Regions from separate parts of the Mus musculus genome. Here region 1 is linked to region 2. Evidence: chromatin loops called from intact Hi-C (ENCODE). Cell type or tissue: left cerebral cortex. All regions are shown on one strand. Each heading gives the region's core, and the rest is flanking DNA. Links, peaks and the distances in the headings are about the cores only. Region 1 has its middle 110 kb from the start of Gm51997. Region 2 has its middle 120 kb from the start of Gm22673.

The links. A loop is a pair of places that touch in the nucleus more often than their neighbours do. Peaks named below come from ENCODE experiments on the same cell type or tissue, not always from the same donor. Only the 100,000 strongest peaks of a DNase experiment are listed, where the experiment ranks them.
Region 1: it touches region 2 in a loop (4-fold over the local background); 5 of 42 quality-filtered maps call a loop at or near these places.

Annotation. Positions count from the first base shown.
Region 1 is chr12:59,378,197-59,389,000 of GRCm38, reverse strand. No RefSeq gene overlaps it. Among named protein-coding and RNA genes, the nearest start is that of Gm51997, 110 kb to the left of the region's middle. In left cerebral cortex, for the core only: a CTCF peak has its summit at 6,020 (motif pointing left); DNase peaks (open chromatin) are centred at 5,359 and 6,001; H3K4me3 peaks cover 468 bases; H3K27ac peaks cover 468 bases.
Region 2 is chr12:59,785,990-59,796,793 of GRCm38, reverse strand. No RefSeq gene overlaps it. Among named protein-coding and RNA genes, the nearest start is that of Gm22673, 120 kb to the right of the region's middle. In left cerebral cortex, for the core only: a CTCF peak has its summit at 5,113 (motif pointing right); a DNase peak (open chromatin) is centred at 6,314.

The DNA of each region.
Region 1 (10,804 bases), core at 3,526-8,525, 410 kb after region 2:
GTATTAGTATCTTTTATAGACAGTCCACACATATACAGACATGGACTATCTCTTACTTCTGCTGAGTAAATGGACACCTACAGAATGCTTGCTAACATACCAATATGACTTAGTCAATAATGACTGAGACATAGACTCAGTCTAGATGTCCATCAACAGCTAAATGGAAGGATAAAATGAAGGGTATATGCACAATGGAGTGTTACTCAGCCAAAAGAATGAGCGTGTTCATTTGCAGAAGAATAGGTGGAGCTGCATGTCTTTGTGTTGAATGAAAAAAAGCCACTCAGAAAGACATACGTCATGTTTTCTCTCTGTGGTGAATCTAGATTTTTTTAATTATACATATGCATCTATATGGGAGACAATCTGTAAGATAAAGAGACTTCGTCGGATTTTTATTGCTTTGGTACAAACACTGACCAAAAGCGCTTGGCTTACATATCCCAAGTCACACAGTGCATCGAAGGAAACTAGGGACGGAACTGAAGAAGAAAACGCTGAGGAGTGCTGCTTGCTTGCTCCCCATGGCTTACTCAGCCTGCTTTCCTATACAACTCTAAACTACTTGCCCAGGGATGGATTTACTCACAGTCTCACAATGGAGTGGACTGGCTCTCCTGCCTCAATCGTTAACAAAAAACTAAAAAACAAAAACAAAAATGATCTTGCCTGCAGGTAATCTGATGGAGATATTTTCTCAATTGAAGCTCTTATTCCCAGAAAACTCTAGCTTCTGTCAAGCTGAAAAACAAACAGCTAGACACCCAGGACAGGGACCAGTAATGGAGAAGAGGGTAAGGGACTGCAGCTGGGGTTGAAGATAAGCTAAGTGCAAGGATACACATGTACAAAGCCATCATAAATTAACTATAGGTAGCCCTGGCTGTCCTGGAACTCACTATGGAGACCAGTCTGGACTCAGAGACATTTTCCTTCTAATCCAACCAATTTTTTTATACCAGAAGGGGATTTTTTTTTGTACTGGATGTAGGAATAAATAATTTTTGCAGTGATGATACAAATATACAACAATTTTTAAGGCTAGAAACACACTTGCAATGAAAAATAAATTATAAAACCAACGAGGTGGGGAGAACACTAGCTAAAATCACCTCTGAGTTGGGGGAAGAGGGGGAACAGTGATAATAACCAATAGTAAATCAGCTGCAGTTCGATGCAGCAGTGACCCATGCAGGGAGCCAAAAACCAGAGAAGGTGGTATACCACAGGACCAATAGGCAGCCAGCCTACCTTGGCCTGAGAGGTAGATCCAGATTCTAAATTTACAACTGTTGGCTTCTATATCATAATTTCACCCTTTTTTTTAAACTAAAACAATAAGCCAGCTATGTCGATATGAGTTCATTTCTGCCATGCTGTTTCACAAGGCACTCCCCTCAGCCCACCCCTGCCAATTCCTCACACTGGATAGATCACTGGAAGACAAATACTAGTGTAATTGTGATTCTGTATATATTATTAGATACCTATAAATATATGTGTGTGCTGTGCTATTGTACTGGTTATTTTTCATATTGTCATGTCAAAATTGTGTGGCCAAAGCAAACGTAAGAAGGTTGGGGCCCTGCCAGCCCGCCTCCCCAGGCACCGCTAGGATGAACAAATATGTTACAGAGAAATGGAACAGAGGAAAACCGAGCAATGGGTATGCTTTGGAAAAAAGCGAAACTGGAAACGTGATGGTGGTGACAGGTGAGAGAGTGGGCTACAACAAGTTATTATTGCCCAGTAGGGTGGGCAAGAGAGGCAGACTCAACCTCCCAAGCCTGCCTCGGGATCCCAGTGGCGAAGGCTCACTTTCTGAACTGGACCTCCTTCGTATGGGTCAGCGGCTCATACTGTGTGTGTCCCCAAGGTGATGTCCTCAGGCTTTGCTGTCTAGGAGATGGGGGCGGGTCAGGAATGAGGATCATACTGATTCGAGTGGCCTGTGTAGCCACCTGAGACCATGTTGAGAACCATGGTCCCTTCCGTCACTGAGAGCCGTGAGTGGGTTGATGATCCAAGGGTGGTGTTGAGATACGTGTGGCTGGTATTAACCAATGAAGCCCATTCAGACATCCATGATCTGGGCTGGTGCCTAAGCCATGTTGATGTCTGTAGGAGAAGCACGGTCTGTCTTGCTCCTCTCTGCTGTAGCATGACTCTCCTCAGTTGGTGGCTTCTGGCTGGGGTGCAGGTGGAGAAAGACTCACCTTATATGGGAGACTGGCCACTAGAAATGTGGCAATGCTCTAGTGAGCATATGAACAAAACAAATAGACTTGCCCCCCCCCCTTTTTTTTTCTTTCCCTTTCCTCTGCTTTACGGGGAAGGTGTGTCACAGTTGGGAGCAGACATGGGAGAATCTGGGTACAAGATGTGAGACTGTGAAAAAACCAATGATATTTTTTTAATTAAAAATAGATAGGACAGGATCAGGCACAAAGAGAGATGGGAGAGAGGCCCAAAGGGCCAGGAGAACAAATGGAAATATGCAGCTGCCGGGGTTGGGGGCTAAGGGACATTCTCTAAGAAGTCCCAGAGACCCGGGATGAGAGAGTCTACCAGGAGTCAATGCAGGTGACCTTAGCTAAAATGCTCAACAGTGGAGATATAGAACCTGAAGTGACCACCTCTAGTAGCCAGGCAGAACACCCAGTAGAAGGATGGGGACACCAAACCACCTACAAAACTTTTGACCCAAAATTGACTCTGTCTAAAACAAATGCAGGGACAAAGATGGAGCAGAGAGTGAATGAATGGCTGACCAGTGACAGGCCCATTTGGAGACCTATCCCACTGGCAGGCACCAATCCCTGACACTGTTACTAGCTATGCTGTGCTTGCATAGCAGCCCTCTGAGAGGCTCTACCAGCAGCTAAGTGAGACAGATGCAGATACCCATAGACAAACATTGGACAGAGGTCAGGACCCTCATGGAAGACTTAGGGGAATGGAGGCCCTTAAGGAAATGGCATCCCCATAGGAAGACCAACAGTGTCAACTAAACTGGACTCCTGGGAGCTCTCAGAGACTGAGCCACCAACTAAAAGCATACACGGGCTGGTCCGAAGCTCCGGGTACTTATGTAGCAAAGGGTTGCATTGTCTGACCTCGGTAGAAGAGGATGCACCTAAACCTGCAGAGACTTGATGCACCAAGGTTGGGGGATGGAGGGATGCAGGGGGACTTCCCTCTCAGAGGTGAAGGGAAGGGGATGGGGGAGGAACTTTGTGAGGAAGGACCAGGAGGGTGGTAGCATTTGGGATGTAGATTAGATTAGATTAGATTAGATTAGATTAGATTAATAGATAGATAGATAGATAGATAGATAGATAGATAGATAGATACATAGATACATAGATACATAGATAGATACATAGATAGATACATAGATAGATACATAGATAGATACATAGATAGATACATAGATAGATACATAGATAGATACATAGATAGATACATAGATAGATAGATACATAGATTCATAGATTAAATAAATGAATAAAGGAGAACATTTGGGCCACAGTTTGTAGCAATACACTAAGTGCATCATGGCAGAAATGGCTTGAAAACAGGACCATGATGTGACTGATCATATTTGTGTCCACAGTCAAAAAGCAGAGAAAGATCAATAATACTCAGCTGTGTTTCTCATTTTTCTCCTTTGTATTTAGTCTGGGATCTCAGTCCATGGGCATCTCCCTGCTCACATTTATACCAGATCTCATCTCAGGTAAACTTCTCCAGAAACGTCTTCACAGATACGCCCAGAAGTGTGCCTCCTAGGTGATTCCAAATAGATCCAAGCTTACTATGTGGTGGAGACTGACCACCACAGATATACACCTATGTGCGATTACTGTAAATGCACCAACTGTAATCTTCACATACACACTAAAATATAGGTGGCAATTTTCTTTCTTCATAAGAAAAATTCATTCATGAGGTATACATTTTTAACTAAGGCCCAGTTATGCCTATGTTAAAGGTTCGTCAATAGCTGAAAAAATAATAACCTGGAACAGACCACAGCAATGATGTGTCTCTGAACGCCATCATTTTTAACAGAGACTAATAACAGCCTGTTTCTAAATTTCTCTTTAGGATACTTACTAAGATATGCAGCACATGGCCAAACACAGAGAACCCGTGTTCCAATCTTTCCCCTAACTCCTCCATGAGGTTCCCAACCTCCATTCCATGTTTGTCTGTGAGCATCTGCATCTGTCCCAGTCAGCTGCTAGTAGAGCCTCTCAGAGGACAGCCATGCTAGGTTCCTGTCTGCAAGCACAGCATAGCATCAGTAGTAGTGCCAGAGATTGGTACCTGCCCATGGGATAGGTCTCAAAATGGGCCAGTCACTGGTTAGCCATTCCTTCCCTCTCTATTCCATCAATTCAGAAGGTTGCTTATACCAGCAATTGCAGATACATTCTTTAGAGAGCATTTGAACATGGTGTTGGTGTTGCCCACTGACTCACTCAGGACCCAGAAAAATGCACTGGGGGCATCTCCTTCCTCTCGATGCCCCGTACGTTAATTAATAAAGACTCAAAATAACTACTGAATTCCTGCTACATGCACAGTATAGTGCAAGAAAAGGGGGTACATAAAAGAGTTTGGAGACATTTGCTACTGAAAACAAAATTTACAAAGTTAGAACCTAATATTTATCACTTGCCTCTGATTGCAAATGACAAGTTCTAAAAGAGAAACTATTTTAACATTTATTTTAGTAGTTACAATATATACACATTGTCAAATTTATAATTAATGTCATTAAAAATCCTTGAATTGTACATGAATTGTACCAGATTTTATCAACTTTGCTAATTGCACTTCATCATATAGTGATTTTTAAATTTTTCTATGATTCTACAAATCTTAACTTCCCAATAATGCTTAAGACATAGCTGCGTTTTAGTTCTAAGAAACAGTCAAAGACATATCTTTACAAAAGTATGGGTTATGTAGAATGATAAGGTCCTTTTTTTTAAGGTTTAATAAGCAAAATTTTCTCTGGTGATTCCAGAGAAAGGTACATTGTCCAAATTTCTTATTTTGCAAGTTGAAAAGAAGAACACAGGCTCAGCATGTCCCAGTACAACAGTAAAACTGTACACTGAATAAAGGGGACAGTAAGGTTCCCCTTAGAAAAAGGAAGTTTTTATGTGCTCTGACTGCTCTTGCTATGTTTCTACCACTTAAAAAATGAAGGTTCTGTCTCTCATGGCGAAATCAAACCTGACCCAGAAACCACCCAAATTTTTCCTCAGCCAGAGATGCATGTGTGTTGTATGCTTCAAATATATGCCCTGCAACTTAAAGTCTGAGATAGAAATGGTAATTATAGAGCCAATACGATCTGGCAAGTGATTCAAGAAGAAATGAGAAACTGAGGGTTGGGCATCCTAGAGAATAGCTTGAAAAAGAAGTATTGTAATAGAAACTTAGAACCTATGCAGGAGAGAAATGGGATGGGAAAAAACAGTACTCTGAAGGCTCCTGACAAACACATTGCCCAGGTATTCTCTACATGAAACTTGGTGAACATGTTCACACGTTCACGTGGTTTAAAAAAAAAAAAAAAAAGGAAGAAAGAAAATCTCCAAAATTGTCACCACAAACAAGATTCACTACTACACGTATCAGAATCTGTGAGAAAGAAGAGAAATGATTGTTCGTGCAAAAAAAGCATCAAGACAAGCTTATCTTCCAAGTTATCGATGGAATCCATTCAAAATCAGGTGATCGTCATTATAAAATTACCGAATATAAAATTAATAAGAAAACCGACATAGTACCTTCTTCATAAGTATACATGTAAGGTTTATAGTCACATCCTTAGTAAATAAAAGATTCAAAACCAAATCTTAGTATATATGAACTTGTTTAACCTGGTAGAGTTCTCAAATAAGATTTAAAAAATAGCAGTAACTGGGAAGGAGCCACTCCCTGAGAAATGAGGTTATGAGAATGAAAAGGCAACAGCGCCACCTACTGTCTGATTCTGTAGTTACTCTACACCTTCTCTCGCCCTTTAATTTTTATTTTTAATCTAATTATTATTGGCATCCATGGTATGAGAACTGCTTTGCTGGCCAGACACTGTACTCTGTTGCTTTGCTCTAAGAGAATAATCTGTATCAAACTATTTTAATACATGACAAGTGTTCCAGACTTTATATACTTTAAATGATCTGATCAGACTTCACCAAAATAAAGACTACATTTTAAAATGTTATTTTCTGTTTTTCCTACGTACTAAAAATGACCACTAACAAGCCTATAGGAAGGCCTAAAATGTATATAAAAGCTAAAAGTATGTACATCCAACAACATGTTTAAATCATAATAAACAAAATAAAGTGACACTGTAATTGTAAAAACAAGTACTACTGCCGGTATATGTAAATTTCCATTGTTGCTAACTTTTTGTTGTGACTCTGATTCTATCAAGTTTTCCATCTAGTTAAATAACAATATAATTTTCATGAAAAAAATGCTACATATGCACTATTATCACATTCACTGTTTTGCTGCTTCGGTGATTTTATTCATACTAGGAACATTTCTTTGTTAGCTTGTTTTTTGTTTGTTTCTTTGTTTGTTTGTTTGCATTACTAAACATTGAATCTGGGGATCTTTGTATGTGCAACAAGAGTTCTACCACTGAACTACAACTCCAGGCCTGAGCAAAAATATCTCTCTCTCTCTCTCTTTCTCTCTCTCTCTCTCTCTCTCTCTCTCTCTCTCACACACACACACACACACACACACACACACACGCGCGCGCGCGCGCACACATGGACACGCACATGCACACACACACACAATGATTTGACATTTAGCTCATGGAAATGCACAAAAAGTGCAATGAGGCCACCGTATCATAATAGCATTTATACTTCTCCATGGAAGAACAGAAATCTACAACACTGGTTCCAAAATATCTTAGCTTGCTTCCAGTACCACCAGTAGCACCAGTAGCAACCTCACAAACAAGGAGGACAGGCAACAGCCACCATATCACTTCCCAGTCCATTCTAGCATTCCATCTCATGATGTGTGAGACCCTATCAGCCAGAGTCATAACCTTAGCTAATGACATAGTCACATAAATCCCTTGTTTTACAATTCTAATTTTCATCCTAGAAGAATATGACATTGCACCACTAATGCTCACTAGCTCCTTGAAAGGGTGTAGGCTGATCAGGTAAATTTCCTTTGTTAGCTGCAAAAGAAAGGAGAAAGGTCTTGACACTCGGACACCGCCCAGAGAAGTCAGACAAAGTCACAGGGAGAGCTGTACGAGAGGATAGAAAGACACGAAGCACTCAGAGAGAAGGAAGACAACACAGCAAAGACGTGGAAATTCTTTGCCATCTTGTTCAGTTTCCAAAGTGCCCGGCCCCTATTAAGAACATTAGGAAACATATAACACGATGAAATCTGTAGAGCCAAGATGTCTAGCTCTAAGCCAACAGAGAAAGTCCAGGGGGAAAAAAATCACAGGAAAGAATCAGTTTCCCAGACACATTTGTTGCTTTGGGGGAGAAGATGCTTTCCTTATGCTGCAGGAGAAAGAGGGCCGGTGCTCAGACTCTAAGGTGTGACAAACGACCTTCTTCCGACATGGAGAGCACTAGCCACAAAACTGAGCCTAGGAAGGCTGATCTCAAAGCTCCGTAGGAGAGAAAACAATGCATATATAAAGGTTACTGGTTTGATGAAAGGAAATCTATTTTTTCAATGACAGTATAAAAAATCCTCTATTGGCAAGAAGCAATTTTCATTCTGGGGGAAAGTGAAATTCAAGAGCTCAGATGGGAGAGAGAGATCATTTGCTCTGTTTATTCTTGCCTGAGCAGACACGTTCTAAATGGATCATCAGTGAAGAATGGGATAACATTCAGGAGCAAATGTGCCTGTGCTCTTGAACCTGCCATTTGAAGAAATTTATAAAGAAACTTTATTTAAAAACAAACTTCTCTAGCTTCCCAGTGAGGGTAAACTGGCACAGCAGTCTTAGGTCATGATGGAAATAACGAGGGTATGTTTTCAACGAAATTATTATTTGATCGCTTAACCTCTAAAGGCAGCGTTGTCGAGCAGGTGGAAACTGGCCCTGGAGAGAGGAATGGATACAAAGATGAGTAAGCCGTAAGTTCTGAGCCAGAGTCTTCAACCTAATACATAAACAGATCATAAACACACGCAAAAAAAAAAATCTTGTTTCCTATAATTTTATGAATCTCTAAAAGGTGGTTTAAGATTTAAGGATTTTTTTCCTTTTTGTTTCACTATGTCTCTATTCAATGTTATTTTTCTAAATCAGTACAATCCTCAACTATATTCTAAATACCAATCCTTATATCTACAAATAACTGTAGCTCTCGTCCCTCATCAAGTACCCACCCTCACCCTCAAGTGATACATCTATAATACAATTCCTGTAGGTCGCACCACAGGGAGCAGAAAGAGTGAAATAGCCAGGGGACAAGGATGTCTGCTACCAGATAGTGTCTTCCATATACAACAGGGAACTACACCCACGAAATTTCAACATCATGGCTACCTAAACAAGCCCTAAAAAATGACAACACCAGTTGCCATGCTGATGTATATAGGGGGAAATCTCACAAGGTCCACCCCAGATGAAGAGCTGCATGCAAATTAATTGTGACTTACCCTGTAAAGCAGGCCCATGCCTCCCCTGGGCAGCACTGTACCTGAGGATATGAGAGCAGGAGAGATAGTTCCAGCCCTTGCCTGGGCAAAGCTGAAGAGCTAGCCCTGGTGGCTAAGGTGCAGGAGAGCTGTAGGGCTGACCATCTCAGTTTCCATCCAGATCCAGATACAGATTCAGGGCTTTGAGTTGGCCCACTCCAACATCTACCTCATCAGTGAACTGCTGGGGTCCCTGAAGAGGCTGGTTCTGTGGATCCAAGGCTAGAGGACCTTTATGACACAGGGCAGCATCAGAAAACTTGAGAGGAGTACCAGTGAGGATCCAGTATTCATGGGGTGGCAGAGGCCAGAGGCTTCAATCCAATGACTCATTGCAATGAACATTTATACAGAAGTGGATGCTCACAGTCATCTATAAGATGGATCACAGGGCCCCCAATGGAGAAGCTAGAGAAAGCACCCAAGGAGCTGAAGGGGTCTGCAACCCTATAGGTAGAACAACAATATCAACTAACCAGTACCCCGGAGCTCTTGACTCTAGCTGCATATGTAGCAGAAGATGGCCTAGTCAGCCATCACTGGGAATAGACGCCCCTTGGTCTTGCAAACTTTATATGCCCCAGTACAGGGGAACGCCAGGGCCAAGAAGCAGGAGTGGGTGGGGAGGGGAGCAGGGCAGGGGAAGGGTATAGGGAACTTTTGGGATAGCATTTGAAATTTGAAATGTATATAAAGAAAGTATCTTTAAAAAAAAAAAGAAGAAGAAGAAGAGCCGGGCATGTTGGCGCACACATTTAATCCCAGCACTTGGGAGACAGAGACAGGCAGATTTCTGAGTTCGAGGCCAGCCTGATCTTCAAAGTGAGTTCCAGGACAGCCAGGGCTATACAGAGAAACCTTGTCTCAAAAAAAAAAAGGATGTTTGGACAGGGAGATATACCATGGGGCACACCATGACACATTGCAGCTTCCACAGTGAGATGGTTCTGTCTTTTCTTTTTTTCTTTTGGACAGGGAGGTTGCAGGAGCAGAGGGCAGATACAGGGTGATGGAGAGATCCATGGGATTGGAGTTCATGATGTGAAGTTCACAAGGAATGAATGGAAAGTTGGGGGGGGGGAAATGTGAAAGAAAAATTCCTGCTAAGACATAGCAGGAATTAAGACAAGTGCCCTGGTAGGTTATCTAATCCTATAGCAGTCATCTATAAAATTGTAGGCATGCAAGCCACACTAAATGGGCTCTGTGGGTTGTATTTCTATACATGTATTTAAAGAAGTTGTAAAATTGAGAGTTTCAAGGACACAGGAGTTGGAGGGAGGGGTGGAAATGATGTAAGTATAGTACTCATGTATGAAATTATCAAAAAAAATTAAAGAGCTAAGGTCATTTTTGATTACTCTCATTGGTTCATTCAATGTCCACACGAAAATTGTTGCACGGGGACTTGATGTCCCGGATGGTTACCTAGACCATGTGGCATTGGTATAGGAGTCTAGTTCATTGTGGCTGAACATGGCGCAAGAACAATGAGAACAAGCAGGAGTCAGAGCCTGCAAGCTGACATGGTTCATGTAAGAGAAACACCATCTTCCTACTGTTTTGTTTTGAAAACTGTGAAACCATAGTTTCATTTATTTGTAAGAAAAATGCTGGAATATAAAAGGTAATTTTCAAAGTGAATTATGATAAATGATTTTAGGGAAAAAAAAGCAGTAAGATAAATTAAAACGTGAGTAAAGGTGGTACACTGTTAAGTAGTAAGAGTTGGATGTCTTAAGTACTTTTCGCATACTTAATGCTTCTGTGTATCTGCAAATTGCAGCCTTAAGAGTAATCGTGAAGCACTCCACTTAGAGATACCAGTTGTCTTCATTAAGTATTCCTTCCAGGCATACAGCTGTAAACTCTCCATTCATTTCAGCACTTGCTCATAAGTGAGACAGGCTTGGCCCTTCCCTCCAAGAGCATGCGCGCCAAGACTTAATGGGTCTGGACAGACATCTGGTAAGGGCTCTGAAAGCCACCTGGGCTCTGAAAAAGCTTTTTGGAAACCTTGTGTGTTCCTTTCTCTTGGTTGCCTCTGTGACAGGCAGTTACCTTC
Region 2 (10,804 bases), core at 3,238-8,237:
CATGCTTCCGGCCATGATGGCCATGGACTCTCCCTGTGAAACTGTAAGCATGCTTTCATGCTTTATTCTACGTGTTGCCTTGGTCATGATGTTCTGTCACAGAACAGAACAGTAGCTAAAACAGTTAACTTGCCAGTTACCTCCTGAAAATCGTCAGGAGATAATTTATTGTAAAATTATTATCCTGCCAACAAAATGATTAACAAAAGAACCAAAAATTATTGGCTGAGAATGAGAAAACTAAATATTATTAATGAATACAATAGTACAGAATGAAAACATGGTGCTTCGGTGTTTTTCTAACACATGTTCTGGAAAACTTTTTTCTTCCTCAAATGAAGCATCAAGGAAGTGGTCTGCATTTTTTAAGCACTTGAGAAGCAGAGATTGAGGAAATCTGTGTGAATTTTGAAATCAGCTTGGTCTACATAGTAATTTTCAAACCAGCTATGGCTGGAGAGTAAGGATCTGGAGACAGAGACACAGATACAGAGACACAGAGAAAGACAGAGACTGACGGGGGGACCTACAAAAGGGACGGACATTCAGGAAGTTGGGAGTGATTATTAGTAGGAAAAGAAATACTCAAATTGTCCAAGTTCACGTCTAAATTAAATAAAAAATTAAAGTCTATGCCTCTTCCTATGACATATCCTAATAACCTAGTAACAATGCAGGCTCCCTCTGCTTCGCTTGTTTTGAGCTGTGATTGCAACAGTTCTTACACTCACGCACAATTAACCCCAAAGGTCCCACTTGGATTTCTTCCTCTTTATCAGCAATATCCACTGTGCTCTGGGTTCCTTTCATCTCTTCTGTTATTGCTACTACTTGACAATAAATTTAAGTTATGAAGATATAACAGTTTAAATCCTGTCTTCACTATTTTTAGCTCTGAGTCTTGGTTAACTAACCCCGAGACTCAGTTCCCTCTTCTATAAAATGAAGACACGAGTGTTTACTGCAGGAAGCTGACAGAGAGTCTAACAAACAAATGTGAAAGTATAAATGGAGAAAGCACTGGCTTCCATTGGCTTTGTTTCTTTAGTTGTATTCGCTCATCTGCCACCAGGGCCTTCCTTTGTCTCCCACATTTACAGTCACCTGCATCTTCAGCCTATGGTAACCCTGAACCTTCCTCTTCTACTAAATCCTGTGTGGGTCTCAGTACAAAGCCATTCTAGGTAAATTACCACATTTTCTCATTTTGCTTAAAGCTCTCAGTGATCTCTCCAAGAAGAACTTGTTGGCATTTAGTCTAGGCTCTGCCCACAGTTACCTGGCAACAGAAAAGTGTGCCTGACTCACTATAAAAGGGGCTGCTTGCTCTGCCCTCCACCTTGCTCTGTCCCCTTCCTCCTGCTCCCCCTCTCCTTGTCTCTCTCCACATGCTCATGGCCAGCCTCTACTCCTCTACTGTCTCTCCCTCCCTTCCTCCCTCCCTGCCTCTCTCCCTCTGTCCCTCCCTCTCTCTGCCTTTCTACTCCCTTAGCTCTCCTCCCCGTGCCCTGAATAAACTTTATTCTATACTATACCATCTTGTGGCTGGTCCCTCAGAGGGAAGGGATACCTCAGCATGGGTCCTCAGAGGCACCCCCTTCTCCCACACCTTACTGCATCTCCACCAAACATATTCCTCCCCTCTTTATTTTTATAAAACACAACAGAACTTACTAAGGACCTATTGTCTTACTGGTAACAGTAAAATCCAATATAGCCTTGTATACATTAATTCTAAAATGAAACCAAAAAAGTTAGAAAATTTTAAACAGAGCCTTGAGAAATCTTCTCAAACTATATAGATCATCATCCTTCCTCCTACAACAAAACCCCAGAGATAGCACTTTCAGTCCAATTTACAATTTATATTTCCTTACGTCAAGTTCTTCCTGTTTATAGATTTTTATCTCCTTCTAAAGTCCAAATTCTTTAGTAGCTAAATTATCTGTCTTTGCAACTCTTCTCATAATAAGTAGAAGATTTTTGAGTAAATAATGACAGGGTGAATATATAGAGGAATGGGATTCTTAATGATATGCATGTTAATGCCAGTAGATATTAAATGAGCAAGTATCAAGAATGAGATTAAATTTTTAATTATCAACACAATTTTCTCAGTATATTGTTTCCTCGGCTGGCTCCTTCGCATTTTCTTATTGTTTTTTGTTTGTTCGTTTGTTCGTTTGTTTGTTTGGGTGTTGTTGTTGTTGTTTGTTTAAGAGGTCTTACTGTGTATCTCCTTTGGATCTGGAACTCACTATGTAAATCAAGTTATCTGTCCTCAGCCTTGAAGTGCTGGGATTACAGGTGCCAGTCATTCACCCAGCCTTCTGCTAACTCACACTTGACATCAAAAGCATTGAGAAACGGAAAAACTGCCTGCCATTTTCCTCCTGGAAATGGTTTTCTCAATACACTAAATCCTTAAGAAACTGAGATGTTTTCAAGTATTTGTGATGCAGATATCTAGTTTGCAAAAAACAAACACAAGAGATGTTTTTAATACCCCAACCATGCAATTTCCCTAAACCTGGAGATAAAGGAAGAGGAGAGGCTACAGAGACAGAAATGTAAGGGGTCCACTAAGGGAACCTCTGGCTGAGACAGCCAAGGTGTGTTTCTAAAGCCAGACCCAGGCTGCTTTTCCTGAGTGTGTCAAATGCAAATGGACCCACTGTCTGCCCCTTTCAGGGTCCTAGGCTCAAAGAGCAGCAGAGAAGGTTTTTAAGACATAATTGACTCAAAACCTAGTAAGGAAAGCAATAGAGGATGATACCACTCAAAGCTATCTCTCACAGGCTTTGCCCTGCTGACTGCCTTTAGGCCACAGGTGTAATCCAGTGAACAGGGAATAAAAATCCATGGTGGAACACCTGCCTAAGGAGAAGGTTTCCGGTTTCTTTGTAAGAAAAGTGAGATTATATTCCCTAACCTCTGTCTCCCTGAGATGAGATTCTGTACAAATGGATAGCTATGACTATGTAACAGTACGAGGGTCAAGATTTCCCTCATTTGATTCCCACCAGAAACTGAAGAGATTTGTTCTGGACCATTTGCAAATGAGGCAACATTCAAGAAATTAGCATTCATTATTATTTTACAAATGTCAGAGACTGAGTTAAAACTGATGCTTCTGTCATCTAAACCCAGCCACCCAATCTACTGCCTACCTCAGACTCAATTGTCTGTTATTTGAAACAAGTATTTCTCATTGCTCACCTGTACCCCAGGTAAGTTGCACATCTGCTAAATAGCTTCCCTTAATGGAAGTATTACCATGAAACTCATAGGTGGCTTTGGGATTGGAAGACACAATCTTTTGGTGAGAAGCTGTAGTCCATCAGGTGCAATTAAACTCAAAATATCCATATAAATACACTTTTTAGTAAGCAGTGTGCGCTTGAACTAGATCTCAGCTTGATATATTAAAGTTCTTTAATTTTTTTCAAAACTAATTCTTTAGGGCCAAAAGTCACTCTCATCTAAATAATAAACCACTCTCAATGCAAATGCTAGCAGTTGCACCAAAGAGAATATGTGATTAGGTTCCAGAGCATCTAGGAACCTCCAGCCTTGAAGTAGCTTCAATCGCTAATAAATATGTTGATTCAAATTATTTTTAAATGAAAGAAAAACTTGAAATTATTTTGAATAGTGATTGGGGGGGGGGGGTAGAGAAAAGCCCACGGAGGTTTGCCAAGACCAAATAGTTGAAATACTTAGTTAGAGAAACATAAGTCAACCCCAAGTATCTTGGCCACCTGCTGATTAGTATTCCTACTCTGATATTAAATCATGATTAAGATCCAAAGATTTTTGTGTAATAAAACTGACAAGTTGAAAATATGGGCTACCTGATGACCAGTTAAAGAGCAAAGAAAAGTAAGTTCTTTGTTCATGCAAAAATCCTAGGCAACCACACTGGTGTGGTATGGCACCTTAAACCTTCATCTCTAAACAAGCATCATTTATCTCAGCAGAGAGAGATGAAGCAGTTGACACAGTCACTCTGTCTCACTTGCAAGAACAGAGAGATAACAGGAGAGAAGAGATCCCAGAGAGGACTCTTTCAGAGGCATTGCATTCCTCGATACCAATTGACTGTGGTGAGTAAGGCCATATTTTATCTAACCACTTAACATTTACTCCAAACTCATAGAGTCGGGCTGCTAAATAATCTCAGAACACTGCATAGCTCATAAATATATTCCTTTGCATGTGAAGTAGACTGTTTAAAGTTAATGTGCTTGTAAGAAACAATCCTTAGCATTTGCTGGTGTTTGTTACAACCAGGTCCTCTGCTGTCCATATGCAGCAGCGAATGAGAACAAAATATGAGCCATTCTGATCTTGCTCAAGACAGTCAAATAAATGGTAGTTTATTCATAAATAAGAAGAGAGGGGGCATGCCTGAACTTCTGATTGCATAAATTTATGTCATAGTACAAAATGGAGGTTTGCAATACCCAAGCTCCTGTTCTACTTGCATACCCCAATTCCCTCCCTGTGTCCCCATACAAGTGTATGGGGTTGGGGTATGGGACATTCAGGAAACCCATAGACATAGTTGCCAATCAGACACTTGAGTTGGGGCTTACATCTGAGCATGAGTACTACTTCCATAGCGAGGCCAATCGGAGTCTACTTACTCTAATCAATAGAAAACTCTCTAATTCAAAATCTTGTTTGTTTTTCTGTTTTGTTTTGTTTTGTTTGAGACAGGGTTTCTCTGTGTAGCCCAGGCTGTCCTGGAACTCACTCTGTAGACCAGGCTGGCCTTGAACTCAGAAATTTGCCTGCCTCTGCCTCCAGAGTGCTGGGATTAAAAGGCGTGCGCCACCACGCCCGGCCATCTTATAGGAAAGACTTTGTTTTGGTTTTTGGTTTCTGTGTTTTGTTTTGTTTTGTGTGTGTGTGTGTGTGTGTGTGTGCGTGTGTGTGTGTGTGTGTGTGTGTGTGTGTGTGTGTGTGTGTGGTTTTTGTTTTGGTTTGTTTTGGTTTGGTTTGGTTTTGTGCTGTTTTATTTTATTTTATTGCACACTGTCACTCTACTTGCTATCACCCCAGGGTAACTTCTGCTGACTCTGAGGAAGAAACGGAAATGCCAGAATGAACCTCTAGGGGGCGGGCAAGAGGAGTCTGCAGTACAACACTTTTCTTGCTAGTCAACTGGTCTGTAGCTGAGACTGACCCTGACTGCAAGTTTTATACTCTTGCTCGCTCAGAGAATATTCTAGATATGCCACTTATTCAACAAATAAAGAGACAGTGGTTGATGTCCATTGCCAAATATCCCTGAGTCTGCTACCTTCTGAGACACAGCTTTGCTTTTTCTGGCCTTACGAGGAGCTGTTTGTTACCACAACGTAGCTCATCTTTTTTCTTACAGATACACAGGGCATTCTTTCCATATGGTCTAAATACCCCTATTTCTAGATACTTGGTTGCCACAAAGAGTGTTTCAGGATTTTGGAGGTTTACTTAGATTTGGAAATATTTATTTGAACTTTACTAGGTAAGCATTTCTAATTATGAAAACTTAACCTAAAAACTACCCAAAAATCTGCCATATGTATTCCATTATCCTCTAATCCCCCTCCCTTTCTATCTACGTTTCCTCTCTTATAATCAGTCCCCTTTTTACATTCACGTTGTGTATAGTTAAATCTACATTTCACATATGAGAGAAAGTACAAATTATTTGGAACAGAAGGACAAGTACTGACTGGGAGGAGCAGCAAGGAAGGGGAGGGAGCTCCATGGGAAGTGTGTAAGAACAAAGGATAACGATATACATACATTTTTTATGTCACGATGGAACCTACTACTCTGTATGTTAACATTGTGTTAAAAATACTCCCAAGGCTGAAACTTCCTAAGTGTCACCTATGCACCTGACAGTAAAGTTAAAACAATTGCTGGAAGTGTCTGTATACATGTGTGTGATCCATGCATGTGTATGACATATGCATGTGTGTGGATGCGCATGCCTGCCTCTGTGTGTGCGTGTGGGCATATGGTTACCTGTGTGTATATACATGTCTCTTTATGTGAGTGAGTGTGTGTGTGTGTGTGTGTGTGTGTGTGTGTGTATATACTTTGCAGCTCCTGGCCTTTCCTATACAATAATATTAAGAGCAATTACAAAATCAAAAAAAGAAACAAAACAGTTTTTGCAAGTTAAGAAAAAAATTTTTTTTAAAAAAACCTGACATGGCCTACTAAAAGGTTATTTATAGTCCTTATTGTAGTGTGAATATTCATTTTTCCTGCAGAAATGGTGCTTAATATAGTTACAGACCCCACTGGCAGCATTATGTAATATGTGGGTATGAATTACTATAGTACTTTTTAAAAATATGAAACACAACTAGCTGGTTTTAAGAAGTCTACATAATAAGTTAGAGCCCCATATTTCCCCTGATAACATTTAACCATCAGTCCGTACAATTATGTATTAAAATTCCAGAAGTAATTAGCTAATCTAATCTATGATGTTCCTGATAGATCCTTTCCACAGTTGGAAAGGTTTCAGACTCTGCCTGTGGTGGACAAAACATCACACACACACAGTCACTCCAAGATGTCCACATCCTGGCACAGAACCTGTAAATATGTCATCTAGAGTAGTTATAATAGACACTTTGCATGTGATGTAGTCGATGACCTGAAGGCGGAACCATCTATCCTAGATCCTTTGACGACATCATCACTATCTCAGGTTACTTACCAAGGTCCTTACAAGCTCGGAGCGCCAAACAGAGACTGGACTGTGACTATAAGCAGAGGTCGGAGAGAAAGGAGATGATGTGAAGATGCAACAATGTCGGTTTTAAAGAAAAACGAGGGCCTCCAGAAATGAGCTCTGAGGACTGAAAAAAAAGCAAGAAAACAAAATTTCCCTGGAGCCATTGTAAGGAAACTTGGACAGCCAGGCCCTGTATTCTCCCGACAACTGTAAGAAAATAAATGTACATCATTTTAAGGCAGCAAGTTTGTGATGTATTAGCTTTTATAGCAGCAATAAAAAACTAAAATAGTGGGGAAGGCAGTTGAGGTAGGAACTTTGACTTTTGCTCTCTGTGCTTAGCCAGTCCAAAAGAACCACAGGCTTTTTCCTCAAGTTGTGCAAAATATTTCTCTCTAAATTTTAGAAGCCTTTTACTTGCTTTGAAGGGAGGAACGTTAGATGTGATTTTATTTATTTATTTATTTATGTTCTATTTTTGATTAGAAAACTTGAAAATCAAGGGTTATATAAAGTGAGAAATGATTTAAACATTTTATGATTCAATAACTCCATCTATTAAAATAATTTGAAGAATACACAAATCAAAAGGTCAGGGAGAATTATGTTCAAATACAGAAAAGCCAGTAAGTAAGTGATTAATAATAAATTAAAGAGACTATAAAGCTGGGCCCGCAACATTGCTCAGCAGGTGAAGGCACTTGCTGTCAAGCCTGATAATCCGAGTTTTATCCCCAGAACTCATGTTAGAGGTGGAGAATTAACACCCAAAAGTTACTCTCTCTATTCCACATGTGCGTCATAGCAGGGACATGCTCCACTGCCAAACACACACACACACACACACACACACACACACACACACACACACACACACACACAAATCTTTTTAAGTCAAAGTAAACTATAAGCTATTTTCTTATCATTATAAGTGTTGAAACATAATCAAAAAGAATGGCACATGGTGGATAATGCCTTGGGGAACTGTGACTGAGGCTCCAGGAAAAGAAGCAAAGGGTCTTTCACCTCAGGTGCATGTTTTCCATAGATTGTTCTTGGATGTGATTTCATGGATCCTCGGACCACCATTTACAGTCAATATATAAGACACGTTTATTCTTGTTGGATGTCAGAACATAGCTATAGGACCTAATCTGGTCAGTGGGCCTGAATCTGATCATGGCCTTCTGCCTTGCTTTCATGCTTTCCCAGATATAATCTACGGTTATGCTCAAGGCAATTGATCGTATTTAAATTGGTCTGTCCAAAGAAAAGTTCTGGGAAAGGGCTGATCTGCTAATATTTACTGTGTGCTTTCCGGGATTTATTTCTCTGATCATCTTTTTCCAAACTCAAAGAAACCGTATTTGGATCATTCCTTTCTTTCTTGTATTAATGTATAAAAATACACTGAAGCTGAAGTAGGTTTGTCTATAGCATTAGACTGTAGCTTGCCCCACTCTTTAAGGTCCTCAGATCCCAGGTCTTGCACATACAGGTCTGCACAGGTCAATGAATATCAAAAATACGTGGTACAGAATAATTGTGCTTTTCTAACTAAGACAGTGACCTTGCTTCAGCTTCTCCAGCTACCTGCTAAAGGAAAGCTAGAGCCCTCACATTGGCCCCACTGATAGAGAACCGTTCCTCGGGAGTCAAAAGCAGGACTTTTAATCACACATCAGTGTTAAGCAACTCTACTTAAAATTATATACAAAGATACAGAGTGCATCAGTATAGCTCAGTTTAACTTCCTGACCTCCTTTTACTCACATCTAAGTTTACAGTTAGCAATTAAAGAGCAACAACCTTTCTCAAGGATTGATGGTTTGAGCTAAGCACATGAACAGTGGAAGGGAGACAGGGTATATGGCTCAGTGGTACAGGCCTTCTGTGAAGCCTTAGGCTTGCCCCAGCAACACGCACATGCAAGCATACACATGGACACATGTGCAAATACACACACACACACACACACACGTAGGCATGCATGCATGAGTGCATGTGTTTTTGTATAAAGCAACTCCAGGCTGTTATACTTCCTGCAAACATCCAACATGAGATGCAGTCCTCTGGTTCTGCTACCATGATGGCTGGCCCCAAACAAGGTGAAAGAAAGGACAATATCTAACATTTATTCAATGCTTAGTATGTGTCAAGCTCTCTTCAAATAATTTTTTTAAATTAGGTATCTTCTTTATTTACATTTCAAATGTTATCCCCTTTCCTGATTTCCCCTTCGAAAACTCCCTAACCCATCCTCCCTTCCCCTGCTCACCAACCCACCCACTCCTGCTTCCTGGCCCTGGCATTCCCCTACACTGGGGCTTGGAGCCTTCACAGGACTCAGGACCTCTCCTCCCACAGATGACAGACTAGGCCATCCTCTGCTACATATGGCTGGAGCCATGAGACCCACCATGTGTATTCTTTGGTTGGTGGTTTAGTTCTGGGAGCTCTGAGGGTACTGGTTGGTTGATATTGTTGGTCCTCCTATGGGACTGCAAACCCCTTCAACTCCTTTTTTTCCTTTCTCTATCTCTTTTATTGGGAACCCTGTGCTCAGTCCAGTGGATGGCTGTGAGCATCCACCTCTGTATTTGTCAGGTACTGGCAGAGCCTGTTAAGTTTTGTGGGGAGGGGCATGCCGGGATTGAACTCAGAGACTCATGTTCTACCAGTGAGCTACAGCCCCAGCCACCTGACAGGCATTTTGTAGTTGAGTCAGGAAAACAATTAATATGCTCTTGCTATGTTAAGGGAACTGATGCTCACCGACAGAAATATATCTTAAGGTAACTAGGATGAAGTAAAGACAGATAATTTAAATCTAGTGTTCGACCATAGCTTACTGAGAACCAGATGAAAGACAGTCTGCTATGAAAAATAAGATCTCGGTGGAAAACACCACATTCAGTTTTCATTTCCACCGCCTTCTGCATTCTTCTCTCTACTGTGTTGTCTGCCAGGACTCTGAAAGACCCTGGTATTATTATGCAACTGAATGACTGGATTTATCCCTGAGGACTTTTCTCTGGAGACAGGCTCAAAAGAAACAACAGTTTGTTCTCATTAGAATGCAGGAGGTGCGCATGATTTTATGGTGTGACAGTTTCTAATAACATTTTAAAGCAAGGTGTTACATTGAAATTATTTTTTATTTTGATGTCAGATTGAAGAAAGTGGATTTCTAATGTCCTAATTATTTCTGTTTGTTTGTTACCTTGTTCAATGTTGGATTCTTAAGACTCCTTTCTAAATAAGACTAGTTATTTACATATAAATAGTTAGATATATTCTTTGTTCATGTGGCACTTGATAAAAATCAAAGAACTCTCATAGGATGTCACTGTATAGATTACCAATGTTGGACACTAAACAAAGAAGCAAATGGTTGAATCAAGGGCTGTGTTCAAGTCCACAGAGACATACAGAGGTAGAACCAATAGCTGGAGCCTATAATTAGCAACTTATCAACATATGTTGATAACCTTCAACTATTGTCTAGAACATTCTCAGCCAAGTGCTTTTCCTGACCATGGTTCAGCATGCCAGGATCACACCTCCCCTTAAAGTGTCTGTTCAGTAGGCTGGAGAGCTGGCTCAGCAGTTAATAGCACTGACTGCTCTTCCAGAGGTTCTGAGATCAATTCCCAGCAATCACATGGTGGCTCACAACTATCTGTAATGGGATCCGATGCCCTCTTCTGGTGTGTCTGAAGTCAGCTACAGTGTACCCATATAAATAAATTAAATAAATCTTTAAAAAAACAAAAACAACAACAACAACAACAAAAACATGTCTGTTCAGTAAGGAAGCCTCAAAGCTGTCCTCCCTGGAGCTCTGATTCTTCATCTTACTAAAGACTCATTAGACTCAGGGGTGCAAAGGGATGAAAATACTCCTGCCTTGAGTATTTATTTTCTACTGACATGAAGCAGTCATAAGGGGGGTGTACAGAGCACTATACTAAGTGTGTGTGGAAATTACAACTGCTGAGAGTCAGTGACTAGAGAGCTGGTGTCCTCCCAGGCCCTGAGGACTGAGTAACTGGA